Linked DNA regions of Mus musculus: region 1 is linked to region 2. Evidence: chromatin loops called from intact Hi-C (ENCODE). Cell type or tissue: left cerebral cortex. All regions are shown on one strand. Links, peaks and the distances in the headings refer to the core of each region. The heading gives the core; the rest is flanking DNA. Region 1 holds the start of Zfp184 (zinc finger protein 184 (Kruppel-like)). Region 2 holds the start of C230035I16Rik (RIKEN cDNA C230035I16 gene).

Evidence for each region. A loop is a pair of places that touch in the nucleus more often than their neighbours do. Peaks named below come from ENCODE experiments on the same cell type or tissue, not always from the same donor. Only the 100,000 strongest peaks of a DNase experiment are listed, where the experiment ranks them.
Region 1: it touches region 2 in a loop (2.0-fold over the local background); 23 of 42 quality-filtered maps call a loop at or near these places.

What each region holds. Positions count from the first base shown.
Region 1 is chr13:21,940,351-21,948,684 of GRCm38, forward strand. It overlaps Zfp184 (zinc finger protein 184 (Kruppel-like)), which reads left to right and starts at 4,744. Exons shown (of 6, transcript NM_183014.1): 1 at 4,744-4,849; 2 at 5,206-5,449; 3 at 6,653-6,720. The coding sequence starts at 5,443. n-TSaga8 (a tRNA gene) reads right to left here and starts at 645; the gene lies at 564-645. n-TDgtc12 (a tRNA gene) reads right to left here and starts at 40; the gene lies at 1-40. In left cerebral cortex, for the core only: a CTCF peak has its summit at 4,979; DNase peaks (open chromatin) are centred at 582, 880, 4,661 and 4,824; H3K4me3 peaks cover 2,852 bases; H3K27ac peaks cover 1,281 bases.
Region 2 is chr13:23,428,931-23,437,264 of GRCm38, forward strand. C230035I16Rik (RIKEN cDNA C230035I16 gene) reads right to left here and starts at 2,087. Exons shown (of 4, transcript NR_015492.1): 1 at 1,780-2,087; 2 at 1,299-1,422. It overlaps n-TAagc13 (a tRNA gene), which reads left to right and starts at 2,482; the gene lies at 2,482-2,554. n-TYgta7 (a tRNA gene) reads right to left here and starts at 4,147; the gene lies at 4,060-4,147. Gm40833 (a long non-coding RNA gene) reads right to left here and starts at 5,742. Exons shown (of 3, transcript XR_873170.2): 1 at 5,491-5,742; 2 at 4,701-4,758; 3 at 4,366-4,600. It also overlaps n-TKctt11 and n-TPagg3. In left cerebral cortex, for the core only: CTCF peaks have their summits at 2,069 and 3,779; DNase peaks (open chromatin) are centred at 2,033, 2,544, 3,810, 4,135 and 4 more places; H3K4me3 peaks cover 5,228 bases; H3K27ac peaks cover 1,226 bases.

The sequences.
Region 1 (8,334 bases), core at 262-8,261, 1.5 Mb before region 2:
GCGTGACAGGCGGGGATACTCACCACTATACTAACGAGGATGAGGCAGTGCAAGTAGTTCAGGGACAGTACTGGAAGTTTCTGAAGTTCCCTTAGCCTCTGAGTACAGTATTGTTTCCGGTATTTATTATATGCCATGTGACCGGCGCCCAAGCCTGGAATTGCTTCGTTCGCTGCCAAGTCAACGATCGCTGCGCCTGCGTGATGGGTCGGCTGGCTCTGAGAGTATTCGATAGGAATAGGAAAGGCCAAAGAAAAAGAAAAAAAAGTCCTTGTTTCAGCCTTTGTTGTGCACTAGTTCCTATCCTAAAATGAAATTATAAACCGTGCAGTACCTGAAGCTTCTAACCAAACATGTAAGACAGGAAATAAAGACTAGACCAGAATGTGAGCTTCACCGAAAAGAGACTGCGGCGAAGGTGCAGCATTAAAAAAAAAAAAAAAGAAAGAAAATGGAAGTGAACCTCATGATACACTAGCCAGACCTGAAATACATCGCCAGACCTGGAAATCCTCTTAATAGAGATCAGTGTAGATGCAACAAGTTTGAGATTTAAAAGAGCCCGTAGTCGGCAGGATTCGAACCTGCGCGGGGAGACCCCAATGGATTTCTAGTCCATCGCCTTAACCACTCGGCCACGACTACATGAATAGAGCTATATCTTAAAATCTATGAAGGTAAATTTCAGTAGCTGAAAGATTGAAAAAAAAAAAAAAAAAGCAAAGGGCTGCCAGATTTGCAAGGCTCTAAAAGCCCAAAAAGGAACAGAATCTTGTGCTGTGTAAGGGAAAATACGGAAGGCTGAAGTCTCTGTCCAGCCTCGTAATGGAGAGTGAAAGTGTCCTAGGACAGCATCTTCCGACGACTGGAGGCTTCAATTCCCTCACCAGAACCCAGACGACCTCACAATGAAGTACTGTCAGGCCGCGGGTGGTGGCTCATTCCTGTGTCCCAGCACTGATACTGAGACAAGGCAATTGTCAGCTTGGGACTAACTTGGCTATATGGTGTACATATATATTTCGTCTTAACAAAAATAAAGCGTACCTTTCGTTACCCCAGCCCTAGATACTGCTTTTCTTCTGACTCATTAATCAAACATTGATTTTAATTTATTTATTTTACTTTTAAATTTTAATTTATTTTCAGAAAACATTAAAAGTGTGTTTTCAGTAAAGACAAGCCCAACACAAAACTAACATTATCAATTAATTGCATTAAAGAATGATAAACAGTGACCTGCCTGAGGGAGAATTGGTTCTCTCAACTGTTTCTTGGGAATCTCAGCTAAATATTTAAGCTCATTAAATAACAAATTCTATTTTCCATCCAACAGTATACCGCAGTTAACCAAATGCCTGTTACTTTATCAAATGGATCACCATTCCCTTAGCGTCTAGTTATCTGTTCTCCATTTCTAACCTTAAGAAACACCTTTAGCATTCATATATTTCTATATTAAAAGACTTGGGGAGAGGAGGACAATTTTAGATTTATCGGGGGAAAAATCAGTGAAAATTAGTTTCAGTATACTTCATCTCTCCTCTTTCCCCAATTTTCCTACTGCTAACATCTTGTATTCCATTAGTAATTTGTTATCATGATAAGCCAATAATGGTTAAGTTATTATTAATACCATAGTTCACACTAGGGCTTGCTCAGTGATGTACATTCTTTGGGGTTTGACAAATCTGTGTATTTATATGTTTCACTGCCCACCAAGTCCCCTTTGCTCAAAGTATCCCCCAATCCCTGACAGAAGGTGATTTTTACTTGTTCTTTATACAGTGCTATATAGATGGAATCATCCAGTATGCAGCCTTTGTCAGATTGACTCATTTTACTCAGTAATATTCACTTAGTGCCCGGCCCTGTAATTTTTTTCTTATATTGTCGTAATCCATTTCTGTTAATTGCTGAATAACAATCCACTAACCATATACCCAACAATTTGTTCATGCTTGTACTGTTATTACAGACATACACAAGTATTCTTTGGGTGTCAGCTTTTTACTCATTTGAAGAAATACTAGCCGGGCGTGGTAGGCGGATTTCTGAGTTCGAGGCCAGCCTGGTCTACAAAATGAGTTCCAGGACAGCCAGAGCTATACAGAGAAACCCTGTCTCAACCCCCCCCCCCCCAAAAAAAAAACCTAATCGGTGAGGATTACTGAATGGAAGCTAAGAGCATGAATAGTTTTATAAGAATGGCTATACCATCCTCCAGAACGGTGTATTGCTTGCATCTTTGCTGTAGGTTCAGGAGAGCTCCTTTTGTTCTACATCCTTTTCAGTGTTTGGTGTCACTGTCCTAATTCTAGATCATTGGTAAGGAGTATGCCGGTGTGATTTTATTTTAATACACATTTCCCTGACACTAAGATGTAGAGTGCTGTTCATATTTCTGTATTCTGTAAATATCATCTTTGGTGAGGTGTTAAAAGTTTTGAGGTTTGGCCTATTTTCTAAATTGGATGGTTTATTGAGCATTGTTAAGAATATTATTAAAATAACAGTTTATTTTGCTGCTGGATTTTAAAACCAGGACTAAGCAAAAACTACCACTGAACCACCTGTTCCTCTACTTCTAAAAGCTCTTTTTATATTTTTGGTACAAATACTTTAATAGGCAAGTGTTTTTTTGTACCTGGTCTTTGCTACTTTGCTACTTGTGGACTCTTCTTTTTCCCACCCTTTATTCCCTTGGTTTCATCCCCTATCACTGGATAGGAGAGAAAGAAGGAAAGAGAGGGGGGGGGAAGGGGAAGGGAGAAGGAGAGGGGGAGGGGGAGAGGGAGAGATCTGAATCTATTTTTTTTCTTATTTCTTCTTGAGCATGACTAACAAACTACAACCAATCTGAATGACCACCAACCACCAACCCCACCTCTCAGTGCCCTAGCGTTTGAAAGGTTCCTAAAATCCCAAACGTCACATAGTTGCAGAAACAATCTGCAGCTGGCAAAACCATGCCTCTGCTAGAGCATGAGGTAAATCATAATCAACTGCTTTGGACAGTCTGAAGCAGCCTCGTAATCCCACACCTGGGATTAAAACTAGAACACATTCTTATATTTCTTAAAAAAAAAAAAAAAAAAAAAAACAAAAAAACAACCAAAATTCCAAAATTGTCATTACAGTTTTCAAATATCTCCCAGTCTGGATTTTTCAGTGTAGTAAACAGACATGTGGTTGACTGTCCTAACCATGAGAATATATGAAAGATGACTGTAGCTGTTTCCCATGCACCTCACTTCCATCTGAGTCATCACTAGAATCTAATGTCTATATAGCATCCATTTTTTAAAGGCATTTGAGACTTTTTAAAAAATAATTTATTTATTATATGTAAGTACATTGTAGCTGTCTTTAGACACCAGAAAAGGGCCTCATATGTTACTACAGATGGTTGTGAGCCACCATGTGGTTGCTGGGATTTGAACTCAGGACCTCCTGAAAAGCTGTTAGTGCTCTTACCCGCTGAGCTATCTCACCATCCCCAGCATCCATCTTTTAAGAATAATTTAGTTTAAATGCTATAACTCAGTAATTCTTCTAGCTTCTACTCATAATCAAATTTCAAAGTCACTTTCATGTGTCCAGGCATTTATTTCAACAGAGCCCCATTCCCAGAACCAAAACCTGTGAGGTGCTCCTAGCCAGCAAACAGAAAAGCTAGTGTTAGAAGTCTGGTCCTAAGCATGCAGTCTTCTATAAATTCTAGTTCCAAGGGCTCCTACATCCTTTTCTGGACACCAAAGCATGTCCCTTCACATATGCCCACAAACAGACACATAAAATCAATTAAAAAAAAAAAACTAAACATGATTGCTGTTTGCATTCTCTTTTTTATCGAATGTCTTGTTGCAACCATTTCTCTAAATATCATCCCCTTTCCTTAAAGTTTTCATGTGTAGCATTATCATTTCCAGGTCTGGTGCTCTCAGCTAAGGAGGGGAGCCACTTTAGCCCTTCTGTCAAATAACTGGGGAGGAACAGAAGCCCTTAGATGAGTGGGCCACATCTTTGAAACATAAAAACCTATTTGTTGCAATCTTCTGTGTTCGTCTAGAGCACTAATGGATATGCTTTAAGTGCTAGGCAAGGAAACGTGCAGTATGTAAAATACTGTACCATCACCTTCTCCCGGCTTCTTTAGTATTTAAAAAAAAAATGAGAGTCGTTTTTCGAAGACATGAAAACGAAAAAATATTTTCAAAACGACAAATACCATATAAATGAGAATGCAGACCAACCAGGTAATAAAAGTAGGGTTGAACGATGAAATGTACGCTTGCATTTTGAAATTCTCTGTGAGGGGAGGTCAGATCCTTAGGAGGTGGAGAAGGTGGATCAGGATTTCAAGGCCAGCCACATGTATATAGCAAGTTCGAGACCAGCCTGAGGGGCATGGTACTGCCCCCAACATCTCCGCCCAAAACCCTGAGGGTGTGTGAATATTGGTTACAAACGCTATATATGGCCACCTCTGCTCACAATCCAAATCACTGGACACAAACGGTAGGCAGGTTCAACCTCCCGAGCCACCAGGAGGGACTGCAGCATTTGTGGAAACCTGGGAAAAGTAATTCAGAAACACTGCGCGTTGCATTCTGGGAATTGTGGTCCTTTGTGTTCCCCGGTGAGGCGCTCCTGTGTGTTGCGGGGAGGGGGAAACCAAGGGAAAGGGTCTACGCGACCGGAAGTGACCGCTAAGCCGACTGTGGGCGTGGAAAGGGGTGGGCGTTTGGCTCGTCCCACGGCGTAAACTCACAGCCTGAGTTTTGATGACCATCCCAGGTCATCTGGATCCAGGATCCTTGGAGTGCGTCACAAGACTGGAGTCCAGGTATCACCATGGCAACCACCAGCGCCTTGGGTGTGTGACGTCACCTTGCGGGCTCGCGTAGTGCGGCATGCGCGGGAGGAAGCCGGGGAGTCAGGGAAGGGGGCGCGCCTCCCCTCGGCGTTGCCGGGGACCGCGGGTTCCCCAAGGCTTTGTTCCTTTGTTCTGGGCCGGGCCAGCAAAATGCGGAGCAGCCCGCCTTTCTGGTGTGCCCCGCAACAGGTGTGTCTGGCCGCCTGGGAAAGTGGGAGATCGCAGACCCTGTGGAGGGCGGGTGGCCAAGACTAGGTGGGCGCCCAGAGTCTCTACTGCAGCGAGGCAGAGCTGTTCGCTCCCTATTCACTTTTTGTTTCTTGTAGCAATCCAAACTTCCCCTGTGCACGTCCGATCTTGGACAGGACCTCTTGGCTACTCTGTACGAGTCTGAGGTGCGACTGTAAGACGCGTGCTGCAGAGTGTATCCTGTGCCTGGTAGGCCAGTCTCGTAGAGCATAAGACACCTACTCTGGAAGGAGAGCGGGACATCCAAGTCCCAAACTGAAGCTGCCCAGGTATCCACGTGTCCAAGTTCTAGCGGAAGACGTAGAGCTCCTGGGATGGCAGGTAATGGCAATGGCCAGGGCAGAGAGGACTGGTGTATGGCGAACTGAGAGGTGGGAGGAAGAAGTAATGTGGCCAGGGGTAAAGAAACCTAATTACATCATCGAAAGAGGCTTGAAAGAATTAATTCTGAGTTCTGGACATCAGAATTTGAAAAGGAACAACAGTTCAGAATATCTGATCCTCTTGACATTTCTCTTTTATTACATTTCCGAATAGAAAACTTTAGTCAGAAAAAAAAAGGTGTTTTAACTTATTGCAAAGATTAGTTTTGAAATATCTTGCAGAAAGCAATTTTTTCAAGCTTGTTCTGGTGCAAGTGTGTGTGTGGACTTAAACTCACCATTTGGGTGCAAATGTTTCCTTGTTTTTTAGTTCCTTTTACTAACAGTGCCTAGTCCTGTAACCTGTGTGTAGATCTTAAAAGCACCAGATACTGTCAGTAATTTTACAATGATGCCGTTACCTGTGAATTCAGCTGTTAGAACTCCTAAGTTCCCTGTCAAGCAGCCTAAGTCTCATTTCCTATGATAGGTCCATATAAGATCGCTAGACTTCTTTGAGTAGTCTTTTCCTAGTTAGCATATTTCTTACATTGCAATGCCTAAAACTAAACAGTTCTTTAAATGTCCTTTTAAAAATACCTAAGAGTATGATCTATTACTATCTTTCCCTTATCACATTTTTGTTAATTTTTTTAAAAAGATTTTGTTTTATGTGTATAAGTGTGTGCTTGCATGTCTTTACTTTCGTTAGGTATGGGAGAGTGTCACTGAATAAACTCACTGGGACCCACAAGGTTTTGCGTCCTTAGTGCTGGGATTAAAGGCATGCACTATTATACCCTACTGTTTACTCATGCTTTATGTGAAGCAGAGAGGACTCAGCAAGAGTGCCTTGCTTCATCAATGAGGACTTCACATTTCTCTGTATGAACCATGTGAAGTGTCAAGAGACAAAGATGAATATTAAGGCAGAGTTTGGTTTTTGTTGTTTGTGTGTTTGTTTGTTTGTTTGTTTGTTTCTGCTGAGCCTTCTCAGGATGGTACAGAGGCCTCAGTTGAACCTTTTAGGGGGTTGGGGGATTCTGACATATAAAGGAAGGGGAGACATAGTTGTTATTTCCAGGAAGAAAAGTAAAACATTTTTCTGGATTGCTGGCAGCAGCAGATCTGGTCATATTTAGCCTGGCCTCTTCCTTTTTAGGTCTGTCCTTTGCAGACTCTGCCAGTCTCCACGAGGGACGTCCCCTACTCCTACCATCTAGTTTTCGGGTAAGTTGAGATTTTCCCAAGTGCCATGTCCCTTCTCAGAATAATGTGTTTTTATTGTCAAGTATGTGGACTCCCAAATCATTGTTGGTGAGCTTTCTCTGGGCTCTCATCTGTCCTGTGATCTCACCTGGGTCCTGCTCGGCCTCAACAGCTTCAGCAGTCATTCACCACTTACCTCTTACCCAGTGCCTTGTAACACTGCTGGGGAGGGGGAGGAGGGAGAGGGAGGAGGGAGGAGGAGGAGGAGGAGGAGGAGAGGCAGCAGCAGCAGCACAGCATAAGTCTTTATTTGACAGTAAATTGGCCAATAAAAGTCAAAGCAGGAGGAGTACAAAGGTGAAGTGAGTGCTGCAGAACTTAGGGAATGGAGAGAGATGTATGGTTTGCAGAGGACAGAGAGTTACATGAAGGACGTAGAATTATATTCTCTCGAGGACAAGTGAGATTTGAATATTTGAGTAAGACGTGTGAGGAGCAGAGTGTAGGTGTGCAGATGAGCACTGGTAATAGTCACAGAATCAGAAAGATTTGGAGGAGATGGCTTACTTTGAAAACGTTAAAAAATAAAATAAAATTGAATGAGGTAAGACTATGAAAGAACTCAAATACTTAATGAGACGTGTGAAGGCTTTATTCTGTAGGTCACCTGTAGGAAAAATTTTCCATCGACCGTACTTAACCTTAAGATGTCTTTTTTCAGTTTTTCCCAATTTCAGCTTAAGTGCTGTTAGCATCACTTTGTTTTTTATCAAGGAATATTGTGATGATAAACTGCATGCATTTTAAACCACAGTGTCACTCCTCTGTATCCTGAGGAAGTGGTTTTAGGATCCCTAACAGCAAAATATGTGGATCCTCAATGTCCTTACACAAGATGGCACAGTGTCTGCATATAATCTATCCACATTCTCAGGTTACTTTAACCATCTCTAGACACATGGTAAATACTGTGCAAATACACTAGAAATTCTATACAGTTGTTCTACGTTGTTGTTTAGGGAATAGTGACAAGAATAATATCTGTGCATGTTCTTTGAATGTATTTTATCTACAGTTGATTGAATCCACAGATGGAGAGAGACAACTCCAATTGGATAAGTTTCAACATACATGAAGGTTCATAAAACAGTTGTCATGTTCCAGGTAGTGAGTGAACATATAGTCAGAGAACATACTTCTCCTGACTTGAATCTTTTTTCTTTTATTAAGATTTATTTTGGCTTTTGTTCAGAGAATGATCCATCTTATTAATGATCAGAGTGTACTGTAAAGGAATGTAAATTTGCTCACATTGGGTAAAGTACTCAATATATGTTAGTTTCCTATTATTGTAATTAATTATTTTAAGCTTAGTTTGCTCAAAAACATAAAGAGGCCAAAAATTCAAAGTGAAGCTGGGAGAAGCATAGGTCTTTAATCCTACCACTTGGGAGGCAGAGGCCTGCCAAGACTATAGCAAGACTTTCTCAAACAACCCCACAATGTAATCTTTAAACCAACAGGAATATTTGTTAATGTTGTAAAGGTATAACGATCTCTATTTATTTTTATTTATTGGCTAGTAGTTAAGCATGATATGATTTACTGACCATTGAATCTTAATGTGAAAACTGC
Region 2 (8,334 bases), core at 261-8,260:
TAGTATATACATAGTAATATTATATGGTCTCGATTTTGCTTTGTTGATGTTATAACTAGGTGTTCTCAAACATTGGATATATTCTATATAGTGATGCTCATGGTTTCCTGAGTATATATAAAAAACAAGAAAGACAAAAAAACTAGTAAGATTCCCTGTCCTTGACCCTTTCCTAGACGTTCTGTAGCCGCCCTGTCCTTTCTGATTACCTCCTTTCTCTTAGATTTATCTAGATTTGCTAGATAAATGATATGGTTACATCAAGTACAAGACCACCAGGGAAGCCAGTTGTGGGTTGTAGACAGCCATGGCCAGTGTATTTTGGTGCTTGGGTATTTCTTCCTGAAAGTCAGGATGTGGCACCATTTAGCAAATGCCGAAACTTCAGTGTGAATTTTAAGATATTCCTCATCTTCGACCACAACTGAGCATTTGGGAAGTTAACAACCAGTCCAGTATTACTGGAACCCAAAAATTTGTTCCTGCTGGAAACCTCTTACAGCGAGTGTAGTCACACAGCAGATGGATCTGAGCCTTGGAAATGGGCTAGTCTTTTGATCCTGTTCCATGCCTACACTTCTCAGTCATTTGAAGGATAAATAGAGGTCAGATTGGGCAGATTCTGTCTGATAAGAAGGAAGAATCTAGACAGTGGTGAGTGTCAGCTCAAGTCTGACTATAAGAGGAATAACAGTGGGTTTCGTTATACAATTTCAGCATGTGAAATTTAAAATCTCTTATGTGGAGGGAGTTTCTTCCCACAGAAAACCATTCTCTTTTTGTCAACCCTGACTGTAATAAATAAGCAAAAGAGAAAAGCTAGTGTTGCGGGTGGTCTAAAGTCCCTGGAAAGACCTCGTATGGGCTTTTTGCACAGTTCAGAGACATGGGGTCAAATTTCGGGATGTGTGTTTCTTTTTCTTTTATTTCCTTTCCCTATTTGTTTATTCATTTATTTCTTCATATTTACAGGACTTGTTTTCTAGCTCTGACTAGCTGGTATTCATGAAGCTATCCAGGCAGGCCTCCAACTCACCCCCACCACCCACCCCCGCTGCTGAGATACACCACCCCACAGCTGGCTCTAGAATCACTGACTTAAATGTTTCACTTTCTCTCTTTTAGTTCTAATTATCTTGCTCCGATTTTATTGAGTTTTAAAGAAATAAACATTAAGCCCACAAGCAGAAGTCTTTTTGACGAACTTTCAAAAGAAGAGGCAATTGGACTTGTGCTTGTCTGCTCGAGACCTCACCACAGCCTTATCTGGAACCTGGAACGGGAACCTGGAACCACACCTGATACTGGCACTCCGTAAATCCAAAAGGAAAAGGACAAGTTTGCATTCTCCCTTTTTGCAAATTTTTTTTTAGGCCAAAATCATATATGTATCCACTTCTAATCGAAGGTAATGGAACGTTTCTGAAAGAAAGCAGAAGGATCATGACTCCGGGGTCATCTTCAACTACACAGTGAATTTCGGGCCATGGCTCTACCTCAACAAAATTACCAGTTTCTCGATATTTTCTTTGGAAAAATTAATTTTGAAACTCCTCGAAACAGTGCCTGCAGGGAAGAGAAATTAACCAGGACAGACCCTTTCACTTTTGGCCATGTGGCCTCCGGCAGTGATTTTAAAAAAAGAAGAAAAAAAGAAAGGAAGGAAGAGAAGAAAGGAAAGAGAAAGAAAGAGAAAGGAAAAAAAGGAAAAGAAAAAGAAAAAAAGAAAAAGAAAAAGAAAAAGAAAAAAGGAAGAAAACAGCCAGACAAAGGACTGACCTTGATGAGCGAGCCTTCTGGAGCCGTAGAGACCAAAGAATCGATTTCTGGATACTGTCGTAAAAGTTAGAGGACCTGAGGGATGTGAGGATTGGTGCAGACCAAGGAGTGAGTCAAAGTCGAGCCCAGGGAACTAGATTGCTTTTCTCGGCCGAATGTTTAATTCCCATCTGGCATCTGGATTCTGTGCACAAGGTCCCAGCACCGTTGTTTCCGTGCTCTCCGCGTCCTGGTCCATTTGTACGCACCCCTGTGCGATTCCCAGAACTGGCGGTACCGTCTTTCATTTATAGAGGGCGCAAGTAACCCCGGGACTGTTCCGTGACAACCAAGCCACAATCTCACTTTTTGCTATGTAAAACAAGATGGCCTCAAAGAGGGGGCAATTCTCCTGCCTTAGGACTTCTTTCTTCCCCTTCCCTGCAGTTCTGGGATTATAAAACACCAACCCTAACTCAGGAAACTCTTTCTTAAATACTCCATTTTACTTTCTCCACTTCAGTTTTTATCATCTTGTTCGGATTTTATTAGACATAAAAAAAATCATATCAACAAACACACTAACACCCCCTCCACCCCACCCCCACCCCCACCCCACTCCCACTCCCACAATTTCTGTTTGATGAGCTGAAAATAACAGCGAGCATTGAATTACATCCAGTTATCAAAAGGGAGTAAGGTAGCAGCCACTTACCATCAGAAGGGGAATTAGCTCAAATGGTAGAGCGCTCGCTTAGCATGCGAGAGGTAGCGGGATCGATGCCCGCATTCTCCAGTTTTGCATTTATGCCTGTTTCTTTTCCCATCATACCCTGCTAGAACAAGAACAACCAAATCCGTTACTTCTAACCTCTATAGTTAAATTTCAGAAGTTCTCTCAGCAACCCGGAAGGGCCTAGTTCCTACCACACACTGTTCTCCAGGAAATGGCTTGGAGCTCTGGAGTTGGTATTTCCTGTTTTCCTATCAAGTTCTCACAGCTTTCCCTTTGTTAACGCGCAAACGCGTTCCCTTTGTTGAGACAGGGAAGCGTATATAGCGGTGTTTGGATCTAGGTCGTTTGCTTTTTTTGTTTCAGTTCAGTTACCGGCACTGGAATATCCCGGAATACAGCCCAAGATATGGAAAGAAATGTAGGACCAGCTCTTGTGGGTTGGAACTTACTGTGCCTTGCAGAAACGCCTAGTCCAGGACTATCTAATATATTTTATATCCGAGGCCCAAACGTTATCTTTAAAGAAAAAAATTGAACTATTTTCTATCTTTCTGAAAATTATTTGCTTAGAGAAAAGTTCTGACACATGGGATGGAAGGTACAAGAAATTGCAAGCACAAAAACCCTTGTACAACTTTCGATATGTTGAACTGAAATCTTTGTCAATTACTTTGTCTTACTTAATATTAATCTCTCATTGACACGATTCTACAGGTAACTGATTTTGAGAGCAGGAGTAACGCAGTTTAAAAGGATTAGCACAAAATTAGCAAATATGCGCTACTGATAGGTGAGATTTTCTTTCTTTTTTTTTCTTTTCTTTTTTTATTTTTCGAGACAGGGTTTCTCTGTATTTTCTTTGAACTAAATCTCCTCTTGCATTTCTCCCCTAAAACTGCCATTCCGTTTCCAGCAATGCCATTTGTTTTGTTTTGTTTTGTTTTGTTTTGTTTGTTTTTTAAGAGAAACGCTCTAGCAGCGTTTTAAAGCCCTTGCAGCACATTAAAATCGCCTGTATAACTTTTTAAATTCGCATCCCCTAGGTTGTAAAATGTCTCCAGGTCATTCTGATTTACACCAATTTCCCCCCAGACTCTTGAAACAAAACCATCGTAACATAGTTAAACCAAAAGCTTGAAGGAACAGGATTTTCCTCCTGCCGTGAGGTGATAGGAAGATGCCTACTGAGAAACTTGAGCCTGAGGTCCAGCTGCTGAGAACGCTCTGACTACTGGAGGGCGCGCGTGCCCCACCGATTAACCACAGGACCTGTATTCACTCTCGGCCACTGGGCGGGTTCAGGAGCACACCCGGCCCCAAACCTCGTGTCTACAGGTCGTCGCCGGCCCCTTTATTCCAGGGCACAAGGATCTCCAGGGGTGGGGTTATGTGATCTATGACGTCAAAGCCTGCTTGGAAGTATTAAAAACTATTACAGAGAACAAATTATAAAATCTACAGTCACTACTTTGCACATCGAGAGTAGTATTGAGGTCAGTCAAATACGAAAAGTCCCGCTCAATTCTTTCGGAAACGAGCTCCCAGACGCTAAAAAAAACAAGGGTTCCTTCGAGCCGGATTCGAACCAGCGACCTAAGGATTTCTAGAACAATGACCTACAGTCCTCCGCTCTACCAACTGAGCTATCGAAGGATCCACGTGTACTTGCTTCCCTACTTGGGATGCCATCTCTGCGTGATGGTTAGAGTTGTATCAATCATTGTGCAAGTAACAGCTGCCTCTTACTTTTTAGTTTGCATTTATTCATTCTCTTATTTTATTTCAGTATCTCTTCAGAGCCAAATTTCTGTGACTTGGCCCCTGAAGAAAACGGAAGTTTGAAAACCAAGGAAACAGAAGCAAAATTATTAAGGGCTTTGAGAGGACCAACTTTTATTGCGAATTTAAACAGCTCGTTTGCCCCTGTTTGTCAGCAAGATTTGAGACATGTTAGTCTGTAGTTGCAGCAAAATTCTATGGTTGGTCCGGATGTGGTTGAATACACTTTTAATCCCAAAGCCAGGGAGTCGGGAGCAGTGAGATCTTAGTGAACTCCAGCCACAGCCTGTTCCACATAGTGAGTTTAGGGCCAGCCAAAGTAAAAGCCTGTGTAAACAAACAAACAAACAAACAAACAAGCAAAGGTGAGAAAGGATAGAATAAGATAAAGATGAATAAAAATAAGACTATGGGAGGAGAAACATACCAAAACGTCCTTTAACTGACATTGGTCTTTGTCGATTAACAAGGAGACCACATTAGCTCTTAATTAAAAAAAAAAAAAAAAAAAGACTGTCAAGATGAAATTAATATAGTTTTAAATTATCAGTCTCCATGCTGGGTTCAAGTAGGATTCAAATGCAAATTAATTTGATGGTATTAGAATTCCTTTCGGCTTCCCTGAGTTCATGAGGAACTCCAAATGACTCTTACTCTTCCTTACTCACGACAGACACATCGGACATCAGAAATCTGTCTTATTATTCTTCAGAGCCTACTAAAGATCGTTGTGTTGCTGTACATTGGAGTCACACACATAGGCAAACAATCCCCCACCAGTGGACTAGCAGTGTCCACTCCCCTGTAGTACAATGAAAGAGTTCTCTGCTATTGTTCAGTGTTTGTGGGATTTTGTTGTTCTGTTTGTTTCCCTGAGCAAGAATAAAAAGCAGACTATTAATCACTTAGTTGAGGACTAACCTCTTCATGTCTTCAAGAAATATCGGAGTAAATTGAATATAACATTCTCTTTCCCAACCCCAGCTGACTGAATGGGTTATCTTATTTTAGCTTATTACAGATGTATTTAATATTGTCCATTTTGTTCAAATGTACTTTCACAGGCTCAATTCCATGATTGTTAATCTAAAAGGAGAACTTGCAAAAATAATAAATACATTCTTGAAAGAATACTCCTCCTCCCCCCCCTCTTCTTCCTCCTCCTCGGCTTCGCATTATTCACCAAAGCATAAATTGAAGGGTGACCCCACTGTTACCACTTGTAGATGAATGCAGGCCCCTGATCAACAGCCCTGTCCTCCATGAGACTCCTGTGGAGCGACTTGAGTGGAAATCCATTTTCTGTTTTGTGTAACTTTGTAGTTTGTGCTCCTCAATCCGGAAGACTTTCCAAGAGGTCGCACCCAACCCAATTACATCCCGCAAGGAGGCTCTCTTGAACTGTGGTCCGAGGTGGCTGAGGACCTTCATTACATGCTGCTGTTCCTTTCCGTGTCCTCTCTGCTGCCTGCTCAGGTAACTTGAGCAAAGGATTTCCTGTTTCCTTCATGTAAGGCCCAGTCCGTCCTGCAAACTGCAACTAAGTCCCTGAGCCTCTGTATCCTTTTTGTGTCTCTTAAAGAGCCAAGGCTTTCTAAAATATACACTTACTTGCACAGATAGATCAAAAGCTGTGCCTGAACAGGCTAAATTGATCATTGATTGTCTCGACTGGGTCCTTCACCCAGAACCTTGATAAATTCAGAAGTATTCTTATGCCTATATAATCCTGTCGGCAGACTCTCAGATAACTGCTTTCTGATATTTATTTATTTATTTATTTATTTATTTAGGTCATAACAATCTCTCACCAAAAAGTGTGCAAACTGCCTACAGATGACCTGTTCCTAGGAAAGCTCACGTAAGATTTTTTTAAAGTCAATTCAGTAACATTTGCTAAGTATGTAATGGTGTCCGTGTTAAACGGCTTAGTTGAAAGCCTTAGGTTAGGTTAAACTTAAAAGCCTTAAACTTAGTTTAAACCCACTGTTGATGTTTGGTTCCCAGTTTCAACATCACCAAATCTAGGAAGTCCATCCTGATATTTTACATTATATGAATTTGTTTTCCAGACTTGAGGAATTCATATGCCAGTTTTGAACAAGTAGCATATGAATTGTTTTTGTTCTGGGGATTAGCTGGAATTTGGAATGACAGGACATATAAAATGGAGAGACAGTAACATCCGGTTTCTTAGGTAAAGGAAAGAGGAAGGTGTGGATGGGAGAGGGCAGGGAGGATGAGTACACTTGGGGGGCGGGGGAGAGATTTTTAAATGCGATCTCCATTGCCTCCTGGCAGATAATAATAAGGTGCTGAGGGCTCTCAGGTTTTCAAAATGATGCAACTGTCGCCTTCTAATCCCCTTTGTTTTGATTATATACTTTGGGCATGAAGTTGGTCTTTCCAATTTTGAAAACAATTGAAAAATGCAACTAGACCCCACAGTTATATTTCTTGCCACAAGTTTATGAAGTCGACATCTCATCTTAATGAGAATTAAAATCTACCAGGCAATCCTGACGGACACGCCGATCCGATGGGTTACCTCTGCTCTGCAGTGAATCAACATCTGTCAACAGAAGCCTCCTCAAAGCGGTTGTCTGCGCTATTATTGTCCCTTCAGTTCCGCTCTTAACACAACGAGCAAGACAGCCGGGAGAACTGACAGGTTGTGGGAACAGCAGCAGAAAGCCTCAGTGGGTCACAGGAAGGGAGAGCCCTGGATGATAAGTGATGGCAACATCACTTGTCAGGAGCTCTGGAAAAGCCGTAAGTGAACCAGGAAACATTTTGTAGTTTATCAAGAAGAGAGAGAGGAAGAGGAGAAAAGGAAAGGAGAGGGGAGGTAAAAGAAGGGAGGACGAAGAAGAAAGAGAGCCGAAAACAGAAAGAGAAATGAAGAGAGGGGAAAAGGGAAAGAAATAGGGACATCAGTGGATGAGAATAGAAGCAGGAAAATGTAGAGCACAGGGTAATAATTCCCAGCTAAACTTTTATTATTAGAGTACCATCTTTTCTTACCTAGAAAACTAATATGAACAACTAAACAAAATCTAAAATCATGCCTTATGACAAACTTGGGGGTGGGTAATACTTATTCTCCTATTGTAGTGGAGAAAAGAGTTGCACATGTGCCCGGCTAGCTCAGTCGGTAGAGCATGAGACTCTTAATCTCAGGGTCGTGGGTTCGAGCCCCACGTTGGGCGCAAATTAACTTTTTTTTTTTTTTTTTTGGTAACAGTTCAATTTTATATTATTAAATTAATCACTATCAAAAATGATTTTAGAGCTTACGTAACTTTTTAAAAAATCAATTTTAATTACGGCATTACAGCGAGCACCTATGTTGCATCATATATCTGTACATCTTTTGCAGAATTTAGTACCCTCTTGGCGCAAAGCTCTCTGGTCTAGAGAGACTGGAGGGAAAAATGAAAGTCAAATCTGAAAACGACTGGTTCAAGTTGCAAATTGAAACCAAATGCATAGAAAGAACACTTAGCTGCGAAAGAAAGGAAGAAAGGAAGGAAGGAAGGAAGGAAGGAAGGAAGGAAGGAAGGAAGGAAGAAAGAAAGAAAGAAAGAAAGAAAGAAAGAAAGAAAGAAAGAAAGAAAGAGAAAAGGGAAAAGAAAAGGGAAAAGAAAAGAAAAGGGAAAAGAAAAGGGAAAAGAAAAGAAAAGAAAAGAAAAGAAAAGAAAAGAAAAGAAAAGAAAAGGAAAGAAAAAAGTTGTCAATCATTAATTTTGAACCTTCGAAAATTCGGTGACAGGAAACACGATAAAAACTTGGGCTCGTCCGGGATTTGAACCCGGGACCTCTCGCACCCTAAGCGAGAATCATACCCCTAGACCAACGAGCCAGATGTAAACTTTGTTTCTTCGTTTTCTTAATCATTTAACCAATTCTTTTTTAATAGCTATTTGATAAATGTTTAGTAAATATAATTTATATTGTTTCTAATCTCGGGTTTGTTTGGTCTTTCAGTCCTTTAAGCCACATTACTTGACTCTCTTAAGGACCATATAAACATCTCTTGACCCACCCTTGTTAGAGAAACA